2 separate regions of the Mus musculus genome follow, and region 1 is linked to region 2. Evidence: chromatin loops called from intact Hi-C (ENCODE). Cell type or tissue: gastrocnemius. All regions are shown on one strand.

The links. A loop is a pair of places that touch in the nucleus more often than their neighbours do. Peaks named below come from ENCODE experiments on the same cell type or tissue, not always from the same donor. Only the 100,000 strongest peaks of a DNase experiment are listed, where the experiment ranks them.
Region 1: it touches region 2 in a loop (2.7-fold over the local background); 14 of 42 quality-filtered maps call a loop at or near these places.

What each region holds. Positions count from the first base shown.
Region 1 is chr13:43,542,980-43,550,979 of GRCm38, forward strand. It overlaps Mcur1 (mitochondrial calcium uniporter regulator 1), which reads right to left. Exons shown (of 9, transcript NM_001081059.3): 5 at 6,553-6,594; 6 at 5,672-5,743; 7 at 2,709-2,762; 8 at 1,477-1,591. Among named protein-coding and RNA genes, the nearest start is that of Mcur1, 13 kb to the right of the region's middle. In gastrocnemius, no CTCF peak of the experiment used is centred here; a DNase peak (open chromatin) is centred at 4,067; H3K27ac peaks cover 327 bases.
Region 2 is chr13:43,476,669-43,484,668 of GRCm38, forward strand. It overlaps Ranbp9 (RAN binding protein 9), which reads right to left and starts at 4,305. Exons shown (of 14, transcript NM_019930.2): 1 at 3,744-4,305. The coding sequence starts at 4,260. In gastrocnemius, a CTCF peak has its summit at 4,306; DNase peaks (open chromatin) are centred at 3,528, 3,759, 4,689 and 6,487; H3K4me3 peaks cover 4,437 bases; H3K27ac peaks cover 4,342 bases.

The sequences.
Region 1 (8,000 bases), 66 kb after region 2:
GCCCAGGACTGAAGGGGTCATGCAGTGTTTTGGAGATGCCAGTACCATGAGATGACCACCAAGAGCAGCAGCAGCAGTGGAGTACAGGCATCTGGAGCCTAGAGGATGACGCGTGTGCTACAAAGGGCATGGCTGGAGAAGTGACCCAAGCCCTTGGAGGAGCCCAGAAGATCGTAAGTTGGATCCCAGACATTGGACGGTTGGAGATTGACTTTTGCTTTTGATTGTGGCTGTGCCCTGATATTTTCCCTCTTGAAGGAAGAAACTGTTTTAGTGGAGCCCACAGTTAAGAGACTTTTAATTGTAAAAAGACTTTGGATTTTAAAAGAGATGGATATTTTAAAGAAATTGAAATTTTAAGAATATGTAAAGACTGTGGGACTTTTAAAGTTATTTAAATCTTGGGGATGAATAAGAATGTAAGGGTTGAGGCTTACTAGTGATGTGTTTGTGTGTCAAGTTGACAAGGGGTCAATTGTACTGGCTAGTTTTGTGTCAACTTGACACAGCTGGGGTTATCACAGAGAAAGGAGCTTCAGTTGAGGAAATGCCTCCATGAGATCCAGCTGTGGGGCGTTTTCTCAATTAGTGATCAAGGGGGAAAGGCCCCTTGTGGGTGGGACCATCTCTGGGCTGGTAGTCTTGGGTTCTATAAGAGAGCAGGCTGAGCAAGCCAGGAGAGGCAAGCCAGTAAAGAACATCCCTCCATGGCCTCTGCATCGGCTCCTGCTTTCTGACCTGCTTGAGTTCCAGTCCTGACTTCCTTGGTAATGAACAGCAGTATGGAAGTGTAACCCGAATAAACCCTTTCCTCCCCAACTTGCTTCTTGGTCATGATGTTTGTGCAGGAATAGAAACCCTGACTAAGACAGCGTCTCTACAAGATTGCCCTGTGGCTGGAGAGATGGCTCCGTGACTGCGAGCTGACTCTGAGTCCCCAGAACCCCTGTGAGAAGCTGCGCACGTAAGCCAGGAATGCTGGCTCTGCTCTGTGTGTATGGGTGGGGGTCAGAGGGCAGATATAGGATTGCAGGCGTCAGTCAGCCTTGCTCCGGATCCCGGAGAGACCCTGCGAAACACAGCAAGGAAGCCATGTCACCCTCCGGCCTCTGCAGGTGCACACAGAGGTCCCCCTAAAGTGTCACCAATGAAGGACAATGAACACAGGCTTTCCATTCTATTTCTACACTATTTCCTGTACTACTTCACTGGAATCCCTAAACCATAGAGAAAGGACAGCATCGTCACAAAGGTAAGGTCCCATCAGTTATAAAGTACAATGGTGTCTTAACTACTAAGGAAGAGAACTGCAAGTTAAAGGAGGCCCGAGTACTGGGAACCGCAGGGTGTGCTGACAAGACCGTGAGAGCAGGAGAAACGTCGGCCAATGCCATGTGCAGCCTGCCTCCGCGTGCTTAAGGACAACGACCACGTTCTTTTCAACTGTTTGGAATACTTGGACGTGAAGCGCCTTACCCGCTAAGTATTTGATTGTATCAAGCTTGTGCGCCTCCAGCATCGTCTTGAGGCCAGCCACCTCCGTCTCTATCTTCCGGTCTGTCTGAGTCAGGGCTCTGTCTTGCTGGGCATGCTTTTAAAGCAAAGGGGTTGAGAACATTAGAGTCTTGTGGGTACCGCTGGGGTCCCTGGTGCTCCGACCCGGAGCTCTTTCTCAGTGCGAGTAGTCCTGGTTTGAGAATTGGAGCTGGGACTTAGTCTTGGCTCTGATGTCCTCAGGTCACAGTGCACTGCCCAGGGCCCTTAATGTCCCCTGTCTCAGTTTTGTTCTGTTTGGAAAAAGGGGATTAGAAATGAAACAAACCAACAGCCCATCACTGGTCTTGCCCTGTAAGAGCTATCCAGAGACTCAAGGGTGATGACCTCCATGAAAAAGGTTTTGAGAACCAGAGACTGCTTAAGCTGCTGTGGCGTTAGGAGGCCAGACTGGCCTTGATGGTACTGATGTGTGGTCCCTGGCTAGCCCCTGAAGGGGACGGTGGACTCAAAAGTTCTGCCGACACATGAACACGGCCTTAGATCTGACAGCGACAGTGCTGTCTTGATACTATTTCTAGTCACATTGTTCCAGGCTGTCTTCTCGCACAGGTCAGACATCAAGTATTTTATTAACATGAGGCACAGCTACCAGGGGCTGATTTATGTCCTTCTCCAAACATAAGGCAACTCCAGGCAGCACATCTAACCCTCAGTGGGCACTGACCCTGGCTGTTATCCTGATGCGTATAAACACTGAGAATATTTTACTAAAAATTCAAGCACAAGTAGTTTCTTATGGATACCAATGTGGGCAAATAATGAGGAAATGAAGCCATTCCAGAGAAAGGTCCTCTTGTCTTACAGATGATCTGGAAGCACAGGCCCCAGGCAACACAATATGGGTATCACCCATCCCATAAGCTACAGACACACTCTCCTGCTAAGCTATGTAATATATACAGAAAGAAACACACACACACACAGACACACACACACACACACACACACGCATCTTTAAAACATGATACTAAATTATGCACATAAAATTGTTATTCATGGTAACTGGTAACTCATGCATATATTTTACAAAGAAAAAGATCCCCAACTAAATGTGCACATCGTCCTGTGACATGCCAGACGTTGGTTAAAAACTAAGCACAGGGAGAGGCAAAGACGAAAACAGTAGCAGAAAATCCAACCTAAGTCCTTACCAGCGACACTATTTCAGTCCTCAGTTCCAGCATCTTCTTCTCGTTCAGCGAGTACTGAAACAAACATGCGGCATGCTTAGAGTCTCATCCATTCCTTCCGGTGCCTTAAACACGCAGTCCTCACTGTGTCCTGGAACATCTAACAGGAGACCGACACCCTGATCACTGTTGCCCGCCTGCTCTTTCTCTGAAGTTTAAGCTTCTTATATTCACTGACTGTGTGGCTGGCTTAATATCACCCGGGCACAGCTAGAGTCATTGGGAAGACGGATCCTCCGTTGTGAGAATGGCTCACCAGGCTGGCCTGGGGGGCGTTTTCATGATTGATGTGGAAGGCCCAGTTCACTGTGTTGATGGTTGGGTTCTCTAAGAAAGCAAGCTGAGCAAGCCATGGGGAACAAGCCAGTAAGCAGCATCCCTCCATGGCCTCCGCATCAGCTCCTGCCTCCAGGTCTCTGCCCCGACTTCCTCCGATGGTGACTACAGGCTGTAAACGGAAATAAACCCTGTCCTCCCCAGGCTGCCTTTGGTTATGGTGTTTCTCACAGCACCAGAAAGAAACCAAGGCATTGATGGTGTGGTGTGTGGCCCCTTTCCACTTCTCTTCTCTCTTTCTTGTTTTATTTTATTTTTTTAAAATCTCTTGGCTGTGACATCACTGGGTCCTGCCTACGATTAGAACAGCATTTCTTGAGTCCCATGAATATGGGTGTAGATCTATGTGCCTTCGGGTTTGGAAGGGCTGATAAAGGGGAGGGGCACCATTTAATTTAGGAATGATACTCCCATAACTACAAGTATGACAGACATCACTGACATTTATAGAAGCAGTATAATATTGGGAAAAAATAGCTCAAGAAATATAACTCTGTAACAAGATATATTACTGCTGTAAAGAATAACATGGATGCACGAGACCCAGCAAGGCTTCCCAGGCTGTCTTAACAACACTCAAAAGAATCTCTGCTGTGGGAAACCGCAGCCCAACGTCCCTGAAAGCTGTTAGCTATTAATGCTAGGAAAAAAAACTTAGTACTGCTCTGTTGACAATAAAATAAAAATCAGACATGTTTCCATAGTAATGAGCATTAGTATCTAACTTAGCAAAGGGCAACCTGTACAACCTGTAGTTTAAAGACAACAATGTTATCAGGAAAAATGTTAGATGCCCTTCAAGTACCTAAAAATTTATACCTATAAAATATTGTCTTCAAACTACTGGAGCAATCAATGGAAAAATGCAGTGGTCAGAAGTAAAAACACGCCCCCGAACTCTGGAACCCTGAACTAAGGACCAGCCCGTGACCAAGGAACCTAGCTGATTACATAAGTTGGGTTTCAGATCAGTGCAATTCCTCAGATCACCAGCAGAGGGCAGAGTGCAGTGTGCAGCAAATACTCAGGGAAAAGAAAGGCCTACATCTCCACAATGTCACAATTGAAAAAAAACCACATATCTGTGGCTCTATCTCCTGGACCTCTGGACCAGCTGTAGAAATCTGCTGTAAATATTACCACAGCCTATTTTTTTGTTGGCTGTGTTGAGTATCAAGCCCAGAGCTCTGCACATGCCCAGTTAAGTGCTCTTCCACCGAGTCACAACCTTAGTCCTAATTTACCAAAAAGATAAAGAATTCCAATCCCTTGTCTGCGTCTGCATTACGGAGCTCAGACATTTATTAGTGGTGCCACGCAGCCCTGCCTTGTGCTTCAGGGCACTGATGCCGGCTCCCTCCCTTGGTAAATCCTCTACTTTTTATGCATCTCTACTCCCTGGAGCTCTCCCAGTCTCTGAGATATATTTCTTTCCACCCCGGTTCTGCACAACCACGTCACTACCTTCCTAAACCAAGTGAATTACAGCAAAACCTAGCAAAGAGTTTCTCTTTTAGACACTAGTCAAGGAGTTCACGGAAGCTTTCTATAGGCTACGTGACTAGATCCTTGGGACCCCACAGCATCACGTTAGAGACAGCCATTATTCCGGGTAACAAAGCTCAGTGTAACCGCTGAAATGCAAGGCAGTTCAGATGCGATCACACACTTGTCTGAGTTCTAGCTTCAGGCATCACTGGGACATAAGGACTGAAGACGAACTCAGCAGTGACCAGAGCAGGAAGAGCTGTGCGGTTTCCTCTGCATGGGAGCCGTGTCTTGCTACTGCAAAAAAAAAAAAAAAAAAAAAAAAACAAACAAACAAACAAACAAAAAAAAAAACGCTCCACACGCCCTAGCCTTCTTACGCCACAAGTAACAAAGGTACCTTTAATGTTACTCAAGCTAAGGAGGGTCTGAGCAAGAAGATGGGAGAACTCAGACAGGAATAAAAAGTCAATAGAGTGTGGAGGGGTACTGTAGCCCAGGGAAAGAGAGTGTGTGTGGGGGGGGTGAGGGGTCGGGGGTTCTGTGTCACTGGTATCACAGTAGAAAGTATGAAGCCTAGAGTCTGAGTCTCAGAACTGCGAAAAAGCTAAACAAAACAAAAACCAACCAACCAACCCCACCAGAATAACGCAACATCTATCTATTGAAACACACAACTACTCATATCATTTAAAAGACAATGTAGAAATAAGCTTTATCAAAGTTCAATGTAGAATGTAATATGATGGTAATATTACCTAAGTCATAAAATCAGCTAACTTCAGTTAGGGCTGTGGGGATTAAATCAGCATTTAATAGATTACGACTGAGTGTAACTGTCTTATAAACATCTGTGTAACATACACTCTATTATCTTTGAAATAAAAGTTTCAAATTCTGTTTGACGTTTTAATTTAAATGTTACTTGTGAAACTAAATTTAAGTCCTGATCTAGAATGCAATTAGAATTTAAAATCAAGTTGTGAACTCTTACAAGTGTCTAATGATATTTGTGTCTTGCATATAAGAGTAAGACTTCAACAAGCATTCCAGTCTAAAAAGAAATAAATTAATGATTTACTTTTAATAAAGGAACATACCAGTTCTTTTACTCTGCTTTTTTCTAGATTGAAGTTTAATTTGGTATCTGTCCGGACTTTGGTCACTTCATCCTGGTCAGAGGGCAGAGGACAAAGAGAATAAGAAGCCACGGTAAGAGATCTGAGCCTTCTGAGACTTAAGCTTGGGACTGCCCGCTGCTTCTCCCATGGGAGCTGGTCAGAGACATGGAGCCAGGCCTCCTGGTGTCCTGGGACTCAGGGTCAGCCACGTCTCCAATCAGCTCTGTGTCTAGCCCTTGTGGTTATCTGCACAGTCCCCTTTGACCCAAATGTCAGCACTACCCGTAGGGCTCAACTGCTTATGATGTGTGAATAAAATTATCTAGAGCATTTTAGAAAGTAAAGATTGACCAAAGGAACAAATAGTCAGCAGAAGGTTTCTCACTAAGGCTCATCTACATCTTTTCTAACACCACTGCTCTTTCCTGAAGTAACCAAATGCTGGGCTAGCAACCATCTAACCCGCATAGAATCCTACAGAGCCACCCTCTCCGAGACGGGTCTCAGGGAAGGCTACTTTAGAGGAGTTTTGGTTTACAATGATTTAGCAGGCCTGGTGGCAGAGGCCTGTAAGCTCCCACACGCAAGAGACACAGAGGGAGCTGGAGAGCTGGAGTTGCTCACAGGGAGACCATATCTTAAGAAAGCAAAATATTCCCACAATGCAATCTTGTTAACGAATGTGGCCACAGACACGGGTCGTCAAAACATCACCTGACGTGTGCTTTGGAAGTATATTATGCATATTCCACATAGAGCTGAGTTTTCCAGTACCTATATTGTACTTGTGACTTTAATCTACTAATAAGTATATATACTTTCACTTTCATATATGCCAGAGGACAGAAAGGGGAACTTACCATCACTTGTTGCTTTAACTGGTGCAGTTCAAGTTTTATTTTCTAAAAACACAGTAAAAAGAAGAAAAGTCAAGGACACGTGACAGAGGTAAACATTTAAGCCCAAGCTCACCAATGGCCTCATTACCACAATGCGACTATATACACAACACGGAACCACCTGAGCTGGGTGGGTGCTGCAGCCTGCGCTCTCTGCTCTCGGGACATTGAGGCAGGAGGACTGTGCAATGAATTTGAGGCTAGCCTAGACTATAAAGTCTATAAAGTCAAATACTAGCCAAGGCTATATAAAGTCAGACTTCGTCTCAAAAAACTAAAAACAAAACCAACCAACTAAACAAACAAAAACCCCGTTTACAGTCATCCCATTAATGCATGTGCAGACTGGGAGAGCAGTCTGACGTCCTCTTGGGGGGGTCACATCAAATGAGGAACAACTGTTTGTGACACACACATCTGCATTCAGGGACCCTGTCTTCCTTTTAATTCCTCCTTCCCTTTTCCTTTCTGCAATTCTGCCCCCTACGAGCCAAGTTCAAGGACACCTGTAACTCAGCAGGCAACAAATGGCTCTTCCGTACAGGGCTTCACTAAGACTAAAGATGAAAGCAAGATGCCAAGACAGCATGCCCCTAAGCCACACACCACACTTTAAAGACACAGGAAGTGGGCTGGTGGATTGCTCGGTGGGTAATGCATTGGTCGTGCAAGCCTGACAGCCTGAATTCGATCTCCAAAACCCATGGACAGGTGAAAGGAGAAACCCAGCCCCACAAGGTCTGAATACTGTGGAGCACACACATGCACATACACACACATCGTACATATACACAAAAAAAATGGGGCTGGAGAGATGGCATAGTGGTTAAGAGGACCAAGGTTTGGTTCCCAGCACCCACCCAGTAGCTTACAACCATCTGTAACCCCAATTCCAGAGGATCTGACACCTTTTTCTGGCCACTGTGGACAGGGCACATAAGTGGCGCACAGACATACATACAGGGAAAACGCTCCTAAACATAAAAAAACTTAAAAGGAAATACTATTTACTTATTTATCTATTTGCCTTTGGTAGGAAAGGGGGTATTTTATATAACTGCCTATCCTAACTCTGCAGACTTGGAAGTCCTCCTATCCACACATTAGAATGATGTGCATATTAATACAGCATCATCGACAATGAAAACAGAAGTTCTCTTATTGAAAGGCATCCATCAAACAGAGGTCTAGGATGGGCGAGACTGGTTCAGTGGAGGTTTAATCATCCAGGGTCGTGGTTTCCTCCTGAGAGGAGGAACTGGCAGGAGGCTGGGCAGGATTTCCAGGGCTGGGAACGTTCTCATCTTGCTGCGCTCAGCAGTGCACACTCTGAACAGTCACTGTGAGTTATTTCTTGTGCCCTTCTAGGTGTGTGTAGCTTAATGTCTTAACATGAAGAATGCTACGCC
Region 2 (8,000 bases):
CCCTAGGACCAACAACAAGAAAGAAAACCAACTTTTCAAGTTGTTCCTTGACCTCCACATGTGCATGCCTATAACATGCAACCACACATAAGCCTGCATGCACACACATACATAAAAAAAGGTAGTAAGGAAAAAAACTACAAAAATGTTCAGTGATGGTATTTTTAGTAAGGGTTAAAAAGTAGTAACTGCTGGGACTTGGGGAGATGGCTCAGCAACTGAAGAGAGCTTGACACTCTTCCAGGACCAGAGTTTGGTTCTTAGCACCTATACCAAGTGGGTCACAACTGCCTGTAACTCCAGCTCCAGGGGAATCCAATACCCTCTTCTGGACACCAGGGCACATGCACTCAGGTGTACATACGACCCCTGACCAAGCCAACTAAAAACAGTATCTACTTATTAAGATATTGTTAAAGATGCTTCAGTTAAAAGGTATAATTCACCATTTCATCACTTCCTTGGTCTACCAAGGTTCAATTCTTTGACATCTGTCCTAAGCATTTTAAGGCAGGAGTATAAAGTGCCCACCTTTTCTGAAGCATTACTAAATCTCAGTTCACCTTTCCCCTAGTTTCAGAAACACCCTTGATGTCAAGTGTCTTTCAGAAATGAGATTAACGTACACAAATGGAAAGATGTAGTAAGAATGAAACAAAGATCACAAAATTTGGTGACAGCAAAAATTACATTTCTTTAAAGTTTTAAAAAATGTACTTATTTTTTTGTGTGTAGAAGTGTTCTCCCCACATTCATGTATGTGTTCCTGGTGCCCAGAGAGGTCAGAAGAGGGCATCAGATTCCCTGGAACTGTAGTTAAGGATGGCTGTGAGCCACCATGTCAGTGCTAGGAATTAAACCCAAGTCCTCTGTAAGCTCAACAAGTGCTCGTAACAGATGAGCTGACTCTTCAGCCCCACAAAATTAATTTTCAGTCCTAGGTAACTTGTGACTTGAAAATTCTAACCTTCAGGTTCGACACACCTTCCCAGTTAACACACAGACTTGGGTAGGATCTGTTAGTCTCTGTAAAGCATCCTGATAGAGGGGAGGGGTTGGGGTGGGGGGGGGGGTGAGTGATGAAATTGGGTATTAAAACATTAGGCTCACCAAATCCAATATCATAGTCTTTAAATGTTTCTTTAATATTCATCAAAAATAAAGTTATTATTAAGTCTAAACCTGTCACTTTAAAAATTAATACTGACAACTTTTTAAAATAAGAGGGCTATCCCCAAGTGTAAGGACACGTGCCAACAAGCCTGATGACCTGGATTAGATCCCTAGGACCCACATGGAAGAAAGAGAAAACCCACTCCCACAAGCTGTCCTCTGAGCTCCACACCTGTACCATGCCACACAGACAGGAACGAACACACACACACACACACACACACACAGTGTAAAAAGGAAAGAACTCAACATACACTGTTCTATAGATACTGAGACTCTTCTGTAATTCAATGCACTTTATCTAGCCATCTATCAATGTTAACACAGTGCCTTCAGATCACTAAAGATAAGCTGCTTCGATAATCAGCATTCCCAATTTAGAAAAACATTTTAAACACAGGATGTGTTCAGAGGAAAAGAAATAAATGATAATTCTTGGAAACAAGTATGATCAACCTTTTAAAATTTTATAACACAGAAAAATACAAATAGTAACTTTTCATGTTAAGGAAACAAGAACACAAGAATACATTACATAAAACATCTCCCCTTAAATGTGTTTTATAAGTTTTACTATTCACTACCTACAGCACCACCTTTTGCTGCTGAGACACACAGGAAAAACAGCAATGACAGAAAGCACAGACTTTAAATAACAAGGCTAGATGAAGGCTTGGAAAAGAGACAGTCTTTGTAATTCTGGAAAGGGAGACAAAGAGGAGAGAAAAATGGGGAGAGGGATGACAACAGCGAATCTGTCCTCCAGAACCCATGCTCTATGTTTATGAAACAGCGAGGTTTCCAGAAAGTGAATCTCAATGTTACACAACACAGTGTAATAAAAAGGCCGACAGAAAGAGTAACTGCGACAACAGTATCCTAACATTGGAACCCCAAGCACACAAGCATGCATTTGGCTCTGGCCCAGATGATTCATTTTACATAAAAGAAGTAAACACGACTAAGCAAGGTGTATCACAAGGCTAAGTAAGCCATAATCACGAGTTTTAAGCGAAAATTCCTTACCGAGTACCCAGCTGGACTCCCACATCACTCAGAAGAGGCTGAGGCCCTCTCTTGTGACATACCTAGTATCACCAGTGACTGCTAGAACTCAGGAAAGCTAGGATTCTTTGTTCACTAATCTCCCCTACACACACAGTCTCTGCCTTTACAAGCTTTTTATTTACTATAAACTACAAATTTAAAATAATAAAGTTTTGTCAAATCTAACAAAAGCATTCTGGCTGCCAAAACAGAAGTAAACACTTCATAACATAGCACTCACTGTTCACACAAATTTAAAAACAAAATTAAGTAACAATCTACAAGGAAAGCAACAAAATGTCCTAACTGAAAGGAAGAAGAAAAAAAAAACTTCAGTATTTTGAAATTTTCAGCCACTTACACCAAGGAACATAACGTTCAAAATAATAAGTACTTCTTTGGATCTATGGCAAGAATAAAAAGGAATGTTCAACAAGGCCCATCTTTGTGTAGATTCTTTACAGCCAAAGCATTCAGCAGATTTCTGTTGCCATAAGCGTTTCTAATTAAATAGTAGCCGATTTGTCAAGAGTCTTCGCAAACCCTGTTCTGAATTCTTTCAGAATCTTACAGCAAGGTTGTTTATATCCTCACTAGGAGCCAAAGACCCTTCCTTTAGAGCCAATCAAAATGAGCCTGCTTAGAATGTAAAATCCTCTGCTTTAGATTTAGGGCCTAAAACACCGACTGTGTTCAAACTGATACCACTGCATTTTTTTCTTTGCCCCTTCCACACAGCTAAACTTGACGTATGCCATTAATCTGAGCTACATTTCAAAAACCCCTTACTGGCATTTATAATCTTCTATACAACCAGTTTGCTTAAAGCTTTGTTTTAACCTAGGAAAAAGTGGGGATGGGAGAAAGCAGCAGCCTAAGGTGGTTAACTTTGTTAACTGCAGGTGCAAAATATAAGCCAGTTTTGGTTTTTTTTTTTTTGTTTTTTGTTTTTGAAAATGCTAATCGGTATGTTTTAAAACCCTTGTTTTCAACAAAACTTCATGTAACACCAACCCGGAAACACGGGGCATTTCCAATCCGGAGGGGGGGGGGGTCTGCTCCCCGAAGAAAACAGGGAATCCTGAGGTTCCTCTCCCAGTTGCTTTCAGTAAGGTGCAATGATGGCCAACTTGGGCCCCTTGTCCTTTTGTCCCCCTAGACAATCTCTGGCCTAATTTGGGACAAATCCTCCACTGATCACGCCTCCCTCCCCCTCCTGTGGATCTCTGTTCTCCCTTAATTAGAAACTGTACCTCGGAATCGTGCCTCTCACCCCTGCTGCGTAAGAGGAGATGGCCTGACCCTCCACCTGGAGAACAATGTAACCCAACTCCGGCCCATAGATTTATCTCCAGGAAATCAGAAGGTGCGATGTGTCTGGTCATCCCGGATTCCCTCAAAGCGTCCAGCTCCGGGCCTAGGGATCCCAGCTCCTTCCCACCTGGGACCCCACTCTCACCTTCCCTCGCCCAGAGCCTCGCCCCGCACCGTCCGATCTCTCCGCCGGACCCCGCGCCCCGTACCTTTGTAGTGCACCCGCAGGTTGTTCTGCGAGAGGCCGATGTAGCTGAACTTGTCCTTCGGGCTCCAGGACCGGGGCAGCGGCGTCTCCTGCTCATCCACAGCCGGGTAGAGGCGCTTCAGCCGCCTCTGCAGCTCCTTCTCCTGCTCGTTGAGGGCCGAGTCGCCGTGCGGGAAAGGGGCAGCGGCGCTGCTGCCCGCCGCCAGGCCCGGGACCGGGACGCCTGCGGCCGGGCCGGGGCCCACCGCCAGGCCGGGCGGCGCGGTGGCGGGGGCGGCCGCCGAGGCGGGGGGCGGCGGCGCGGCGGTGGCCGGGGGAGGCGGCGGCGGCGGCGGCGGGTGGAGCAGCAGGGCGGCCGCTGCGGCCCCCAAGCCTCCACCGGGCGAGCCGGCCGGGGAGGAGCCGGCGCTGGCGGCCGCGGCCGCGGGCAGGGCGACTCCGGAGCCCGGGGCCCCGGCGGCGGGCGGCGGCGGCGGCGGCTGCTGTTGCGGCGGCGGTGGCGGCGGCTGCCCGGACATCCCGGCCGCGACTCAGCCTGCGGCACCTCCACTCGTCCCTGCTTCCTCCTGCGCTTCCCGGGGGCGCTGTCGCTGCGGCCGCCGGCACCAGGCGCCCAGAGTCCGCCCGCCCCGGAAGCAGGCGGCGGGCCGCGCGGCCCGGCGGAGCGCGGCGGTTGAGGAGACCGACCGCGGGCGGGCGCGAGGGAGCGTTGGCCAGGCGCTGGCGGGCACGCGACCGGGAGCGATGCGGTGGGACAGCGAGGGGAGCGGGCGGAAGGGCGCGCGGCCCTGGGCGACGCGGTGAAGCGGGGAAGAGAGACTGCGAGGAGGTGCGAGCGGCCGCGGCGGCCGCTGCTCTCGCGGCTGTTTCCCGGCGGGCGAGCGAGCGGGCGGGCGGCGCGAGACGCTGCGCGCGGGCGGCGCCAGGCGAGGAGGCGGGCCGCGGCGCGAGGGGCGGGCCTGGTGCGCGCGCGGACGGCCTTCTCCGCGGCCTGGGGCTCGCCGGCGCGGGCGAGGACGCGGGCGCGGGTTCGGCCGCGGGCCTCCGGTGGCTGCGGGATCCTAGCTGCGCCGACCGGCGGCCTCGTCGCGTCTCGACGGGCCGTCCCCCTCAGCCGCCGGGAGGCCGCAGCGCGCCCAGGCGAGAGCAATCGAGCCCTGCTGCGCCGCCGGGAGCTGAGCCCGGGGTTTCTAACGCCTTACCGCCTAGCTAGCGGGTCAATAAAGGGCCCTTGGAAACCATTTCTGAAGGCGAAGTCTCCCGCTTCATGAGTGACCCTCTCGTTAATTAATTAATTTATGAGGAGTCCGAGTGAACTTAATGGGGGAGAAACAGCCACGTTAGGAATACCAATCAAGACGGGCAGATCGTCAAAGGGCAGGAATGCGAACTGTGTGAGCGTTTAGGAAGGGCTTCTGGAGACAGACGTCAAAACATTTTATAAGCTCATTAATTCTCATCATAGGCCTCTTTGTTAGGTAGCAGAGAATTATGCCCATTTTTTTTTAAACATGGAAATATTTACTGAGGTCAGCAGAGTTTTAAAAAAGGAGACTTCCTACTTTGCAATTCTCAGTAGAGTGCTTGGTCAACCCGTGTGGCACAATTTGCCAAGTGTTGCTCTCTGACCCCCACATAGCATTACTAGTCTGTTTTCGGCACTTCCCTTTGTTTAACCTACCCTTTCCTTAGCCCGGCAAAAATCAGGCTTCACTCCCATAATCTACATGGTACAGATTCCGATGCTGTGTTAGCTTCCGGAGATGATATGCTGGCTCTGATTGGACCGTATAAGCATGGAATGGTTGGTTAATAGAGAACTAGTTATTTTGTTTTTGAAGCGAATGGGTCAATGGTGACTTAATCGAAGACTCCCATGGACATAGCGCCTAGCCAGTTGTAGCAGTCCTTCTGCCTAATTTCCATCTTAAATTACCCACACTAGACACTCCATTGTTCATTAGTAATAAAATGCCCCATAACTCTAACCTCGGCTCTACATTTTTTTTAACAAATCACAGCATGTTTACATGACGCCACTGAATTTAAAAAACACTAAAACTTTCGTTTATACTAAAATAAAAGGAGTTCAATGGAAGCCATGTTCTACATATTGGTAGCCAAGATGGACCCCACGGGCTCCAAGCCTCATCAAACAACCTTGACATTCATTAAGATTTTACACATGGACTGGTGAGACGGCTCAGCAGTTAAGAGCACCGATTGCTCTTCCAGAGGTCCTGAGTTCAATTCCCAGCAACCACATGGTGACTCACAACCATCTGTACTGGGGTCTGATGGCCCCTCTGGTGTGTCTGAAGACAACTACAGTGTACTTATATAAATAATAAATAAATAAATATTAAGAAAAAAAGATTTTAGTCATGAAATTTTTCTGTCAGGGCACTTAGAACTTTTTACATACCCTAGGCACTGTTAAGGGAATGGAACCTTCTGAAACCTTGTCAAAATCTTTTTCTTGGAGAAACTGGTTGTCCTCCAGTCGGTGTCAACAGATTAATGAACTGTAAGGGAACATTGTAAAACGGCACTTTCCCACATCAGCAGAAGCAGAGAACCTTTGGGGATATCAGTGTGGTAGATAAGATAACCGTACCTTTTGACTTCTCCGTTCAAAAAATTAAAAACCAGACTCCGGAGATGGCTCGGTTGGTAAAGTGTTTGCTGTACAACCTTGAAAACCGGAGTTCAAGTCCCGATTAAAAAGTGGGGTGCGGTGGCCCACACTTGTAATCCCAGTGGAGAGACAGAGACAAGAGCGTCCCTGGGGGGGCTGGATGACAAGCAAATCTAGCTTACTGGGTAAGTTCCAGAACAGTAAGAGATCCTGTTTCAAAACCTAAAGTGGATAGCTCCTGAAGAAAAACACCTGAAGCCGACTCTGGCCTCTCTATATTTGGGAGCACACACACATATGCACACGCATACCCTTACTTATTAATAAGCAGAGAGTGAAAAGTAAAAGCCGAGCAACAAAAGGGAAGTGCGGAAATATTCATGGTAAGGGAATGCATGGAAGTAACTGAAATGCCCAACATGAAGAGACTAGTTGAAGAAATTATCCATATACCTCATAATGGGATTACGGTTACAGAAGCACACGCTGCCTATCTGTGCAATTTTTCTTGTTTTTCCTCTAAAAGCCTCCCTTTCTGGCAGTGGAATTGCCAAAAGAGAGCCAAGCAATTAGATAAAGGCACCATTCCCCACCCCTCTCAAGCTAGTCGGTGGATCTCAGGCCCAATTTCAGACACACTCCCTAGAGGCCGCTTGCATGGGCACACACTGAAACAAAGATTTTATGGCCTTTTTAAAATGTGGTTTAACTGACACGGAAAAATGACTATGATGTACTAAATGAAAAGAGGCTCTCCAATAATTATAGCACTGTCCAAATCATTACCTAAAGACATGAAAGGATGTCATAAAAATGTTTCAATGATAGACAATTAAAATGTATAATTAAAAGTAAATTATTACAAAATATTATAATTGTACATAGACAATGTGTAAAAATCCATTAGCCATGAACTTGTTCGCTCTTCCTGGGCCTAGAATTTTCCATCTTTATCGTATATTACAATATTTCTGTTCGTCCACATCTGCTGATTTTCTCAGTGACAATAAGAGCCGAATCTGGCTGTCCTCAGCAGACACAGACCCTAATGGACATTATTGGATGGTTCTCAGAATTGACTAGAAATCTGGACAACCAGAAAAACAAAGGTCAAAAACATTAGGCCCAGGCCCTGAATGGAACAGAAATCAGCCCCGAGTGTCACCTTTACGTCAGCCCCTCCAATTTCTGACTTCTGATCTCCACACCATTCATCCATATTTCACAGTTGGAAAGCAGGCATCCCGTGCCTATGACAGATTAAACCAAGTGTTATAGGGATGCCAACTGATGGATGCTTTTGGCTCAGGATAGCCCTGCAGTGCCTGGAGTCCTCAGAGCTCATCTTCCAGACAGTATCCACTGAGTATCTGACATCTCATCTTCTGACTATGTCCTGACATGGAGTGGTCAAGAGCATACTATCCTAGTGGGAAAGGGACCCTTGACACAGAAGGTCCTCAACACCGGAAAAGAGGTTCAGACACTGGCCAGCGTCATATATGTCCATGATAATATCCTTCTAGGTACTGAAAATTGTCACAAAGGATATGTTAAGATTTATATATGGGTTTAGGGTTTGTATTAGTTATCAGTTGCTACATAGCAAACACCCCCAAA